2 separate regions of the Homo sapiens genome follow, and region 1 is linked to region 2. A link is an interaction called in ENCODE POLR2A ChIA-PET data of the cell type or tissue named here. Cell type or tissue: A673. All regions are shown on one strand. Region 1 has its middle 4.2 kb from the start of CDK5RAP2. Region 2 overlaps C5 (complement C5).

What was found. Peaks named below come from ENCODE experiments on the same cell type or tissue, not always from the same donor. Only the 100,000 strongest peaks of a DNase experiment are listed, where the experiment ranks them.
Region 1: POLR2A ChIA-PET joins it to region 2 with 16 read pairs; 2 of 35 experiments call an interaction of 5 or more read pairs at or near these places.

The regions. Positions count from the first base shown.
Region 1 is chr9:120,583,151-120,585,650 of GRCh38, reverse strand. No RefSeq gene overlaps it. Among named protein-coding and RNA genes, the nearest start is that of CDK5RAP2, 4.2 kb to the right of the region's middle. In A673, no CTCF peak of the experiment used is centred here; a DNase peak (open chromatin) is centred at 1,400.
Region 2 is chr9:120,994,030-120,996,529 of GRCh38, reverse strand. C5 (complement C5) reads left to right here. Exons shown (of 41, transcript NM_001735.3): 22 at 230-290. Among named protein-coding and RNA genes, the nearest start is that of C5-OT1, 42 kb to the right of the region's middle. In A673, no CTCF peak of the experiment used is centred here; no DNase peak of the experiment used is centred here.

The DNA of each region.
Region 1 (2,500 bases), 410 kb after region 2:
TAGTGTAATGCACTCAGCATACAGATAAGAAAATAGGCCCAGAGAGTTGAACTGGGAGATTGGTATTAACCTTATATTATGTTGATGTGTGTTACCATCCCTAGTCCAATAATCTATATTCTATTCCTTTGATATTTGGTATTTCTCATTCCACTTTCCATCTTGAGAAAAAGTCAGGACTTGGAGTTAATTTGACAAACTGGCATTGAGCATCTACTATGTGCACAGCCTGGGGCTACATGTTGGGCCCAGAAGGCATCACTGACTTGATCACCCTGCTCTTCAGAGAAGGCAGTGGGTACTAATTGAGAACTGGTCCTAATAAGGACTGCTGGTGTTGAGGGTTGGTTGGTAAGAGGTCTTGGGAGCAAGGGGGCAGATGTGTCTGCCAGAAATACTGCCAACTGTGGGACCAGACAGGCATGGGTTTGAATCTCAGCACGGCCATGGTTTAGAAGGGCAGCTTGGGCCAGGCGCAGTGGCTCATGCCTGTAATCCCAGCACTTTGGGAGGCCGAGGTGGGCAGATCACGAGGTCAAGAGATTGAGACCATCCTGGCCAACATGGTGAAACCCTGTCTCTACTAAAATTACAAAAATTAGCTGGGTGTGGTTGTGTGCGCCTGTAGTCCCAGCTACTTGGGAGGCTGAGGCAGGAGAATTGCTTGAACCCGGGAGGCGGAGGTTGCAGTGCCACTGGACCCCAGCCTGGGTGACAGAGTGAGACTGTGTCTCAAAAACAAAAACAAAAACAAAAACAAAGCGTGTCATTGCCATGAAAGACAGAACTGTCAGAGACTGGAGGAGAGTAAGGAGATGTAACAAGTAAATGCAGTGTGGAATATTGGATTGGATCCTGGACCAGCAAAAGGGAATTAATGGGAAAAGATTAAATTTAAATAAGATCTGTAATAAGTCATATTGTATCAATGTAATTTCTTATTTTTGACAATTGTGCTATGGTTGTGGAAGATGTTAATATTTTAGAAATTCTTTGTACTATTTTTGCAACTTTTTTCTAAGTTTGAAATTATTTCTAAATAAAAAACTAAGAAAGAAGGAAAGAAAAAAAAGTGTGACCTTTGGGAAATCTCTTCCCCTCTCTGAGCCTTTAGTTTCTTCTTCTGTAGAGTAGGGCGATCAACCCAATTCACTTCACAGCATCATGAGGATAAAACGGAAGAGTGCAAAGTAGTAGCATTGCGTATATATTGATCCTATAAAAAGTTATTTTTGCTGTTAGTAATGGCAGTGCAAATGTCTTGATCTGTTAAAGCTTCAGGAGGGTTCTACCCAAATGAAAAACATCTGACTGCAAGCTACTTCCTCCCAGCCATTTGATATGACCTTGTCTGAGGAAATAATAATGCCAGCTTTGTGGTTGGGTGGCTGTTGTCAAGGAGATAGCCCCAGATAGCCCAAACAGCTGGTGGTAGTGACGTCACCTCTAGGTTTGGCAGAAAGATCATGGTGAGACAGAGACAGGACAAAGGCCTCTGTCTCTGAACATGAAACCACTACAGTAGCAGGAAAACCAACTTCCAAATAGCCTTTCCTTTGTGCAATTGATTCTATTTTCAGTTTCTAGGTTCACTAAAGGGTTTAGCACGCAACCCAGGGACATGGTCATGCTGAACAAGGCAATGGACTAATCATAATGAGAGATCCTAGGCTGGGCGTGATGGCTCATGTCTATAACCCCAGTACTTTCTGACGCTGAGGTGGGAGGATCATTTGAGCCCAAGAGTTCGAGACCAGCCTGGGCAACATACCAAGACCCCATCTCTACTAAAAATAAACAAATTAGTCCGGCATGGTGGCACCTGCTTGTGGTCCCAGCTACTCGGGAGGCTGAGGTGGGAGGATCACCTGAGCCTGGAAGGTGGAGGCTGCAGTGAGCTATGATCACTCTTATTGTACTCCAGCCTGGTTGACAAAGCAAGACCCTGTGTCCAAAAAAAAAATTAAATAAGTTAAAAAAACAACCCAACTCCTCACAGGTTCTTTCATCTTCAATAATGTCTAAGGTATTCAATTAGATGAGGCAACCATGTGAACTCAGCATTGTCCTCCCCATTTTACACATGAAAATCGAAGTGTAGCAAGGGGAAGGAACCCCAGGTCACAGGATAAATGGGAGGAGTTTCCAGAGTCAGAATCCAGGTGTCCAGACTTCCAGTTCTGTAAACTGCCCACACTAAGATTCACCTCTTAGCCACTTTGAAGCAGTTTCCCAAGGAGTAGAGTCTGGTGAACACAACCCTTAAATACTGTCGTCTGGATGTAGACCTTGCCTCTTAGTACTAAATTCTAAAGCAAAAGAGAAACCCAAATGGGGATGACAGGTTGCCTGAAACAATCAAGGTGTTGGAATTCAAAGGGCCCTGGTCTCAATTCCAGCTCTGGCACTTACCAGCTGTAGGACCTTCAGTAAGTAGTTTTTACCTTTTGCAGCCTCAGTCTTCTCAATTGTAAGTCAGATAGTAGCGCCTCCTGCAGAA
Region 2 (2,500 bases):
CAATTATCTGGCTTATAAATAACTTCTTTTTAAGCATTTGCTCTGGTCAATATGCAAATAGCCATAAAATCTTATTGCTGCTTATATCCATGTAAGTATTTATACATAGTTTGCCTTTTCCAAGAAAAATAATTTTTTAGTTTGAAAAGTGGTCCAGAAAAGTTGATCCAGGGAATTCAGGTTATATAAACTTATGTTTTTAACTGAATGTTTTCTGCCTTTATTTTAGCCAGAAGGTGTCAAAAGGGAAAGCTATTCTGGTGTTACTTTGGATCCTAGGGGTATTTATGGTAGGCAAAATGATTTTTTATTTTATATGTTATCTTTTGCTTTAGAAGTTAAAGTGTGTATGTAACTTAAAACACTATTTTTCAGAAAGTGAATTGTCTAAAATCAGTAGTATCCACTTCTGGCCAGGCACAGTGGCTCATGCCTGTAATCCTAGCACTTTGGGAGGCCGAGGTGGGTGGATCATTTGAGGTCAGGAGTTCGAGACCAGCCTGGCCAACATAGTGAAACCCTACCTCTACTAAAAATACAAAAATTAGCTGGGCATGGTGGTGGGCACCCATAGTCCCAGCTATTTGGGAAGCTGAGGCAGGAGAATCGCTTGAACCTGAGAGGTGGAGGTTACAGTGAGCTGAGATCGTGCCACTGCACTCCAGCCTGGGCGACAGAGCAAGACTGTGTCAAAAAAAAAAAAAAAAAAGTATCCACTTCTTAGATCACTATCTTTCTTGATAGCATTATAGTACAACTACTATAATCTGAATGACTGAGACACAACAATAATAATTCCATTAATTTTGAATGCAAGGCCTTGAAATAGTAACAATTGCATGACTTCCCTCATATATTATTCATTGTCTATCCATCACAATAATAATTTATAATATATTATTATTGAGCCAACAGTCCAAAGAACACCTAAGAAAAAGTCATTTACATAATTAACATGCATTATTTGAAAACATAATAATGCTAATTAATCACTAAACAAACCCATTCCTCATTGCTCCTGCTTCCCTACTTTTCCTTCAATTGAGATATTCCAAATCTTCTCAAAGCTAGAATTTTGCAAACATTTGAGTACTTAATCAAGGCCTAAATACATATACATGTATTTATGAAATTTAGGATGTGGCCAGTTAACCATTCTCTTTTCAACTAAAGAAGACAGATTACTGCAGTTCTTATTAAATGCTTACAACTTATCTTAACGTTGTATCAATAATTTTTGTTTTATTTCAATGATATAACAATGGGGAAAAAATTTACTTACAGATCATGATCACTATCATCAGTGTCATTTCCTCTGGGAAAGCAAAGAATTAATACCCTTTACACTTTAATTCATCTGAGTATCATGAACTGAGGAGTGTTATTTCAGTAGAGCAATAAAAAGTAAAATCCATCTATGTACATGCGTCCACATGCTTACTTGTTTCTCCAATTTTTTCTTCACACAGACCTCCTCCTTGCCTGCTCATTGTGAATGATCTATGGGTAGAGATATTACAAGTTTCAAGGGTTTTAGCCTCATGCAATTATATCAAGCCTCAAAAGCCACTGTGTCCTTGGCTTCTCTTTCTTTTTTTTTTTTTTTTCACCACAGATGCTTCTTCTGCTGACATTATTGCAAACAATTTTCCAGAGCAGTCTTGCCTTACTCATCCTAGGTGTGAACATCAAGGCCACAGGATAGGAACAATCTTTTATCTGGGAATAAATCTCTGTAGAGAAAATCTGGGTTAAAACAAAAATCTGTGCCTCTTTCCAATCTTCTCATATGACTTTTTTCCCTTAACATTTTAGGCAACTTGGGTTTAGGCAGCTTTCCTGATTTCTGCAGAGCTAAAGAGGGAAAAGATAAAAATTCTGTTCAGCTTATTTCAGATATTTTATTAAATACTTCTAATATTTATTATTTTTTTTTTGTGGGGTGGGGGGACAGGGTCTCACTCTGTTGCCCAGGCTGGAGTGCAGTGGCGCCATGTCAGCTCACTGCAACCTCCACCTCCTGATTTCAAGCGATTCTCCTGCCTCAGCCTCTGGAATAGCTGGGATTACAAGCACTCACCACCATGCCTGGCCAATTTTTATATTTTTAGTAGAGACGGGGTTTTACCATGTTGGCAAGGCTGGTCTGGAACTCCTTACCTCAAGTGACCCACCAGCCTTGGACTCCCAAAATGCTGGGACTACAGGCGTGAGCCACTGTGCCCGGCCTATTTCTGATATTTATATATTGAAATCGCTATACAACTATGATACTTTACAGGGTTCAGTTAAAAAAAAATGCTAAAAAGTGTTTGGAAAAATAAATGGACTATAATGTTAAAGGAAATCTGAAAAAATATATCAATGAGGGAGAACAAACAGTATATAGTAATTAAAATTGTGTGACACCAGCTTAAAAAAAGACTAAACACAGAGACTCAATGCTTAAGACTAGCTCTAGTCTTTAGTTTCTGCTTTCTGTCCCTGATAAGCCCTTTTC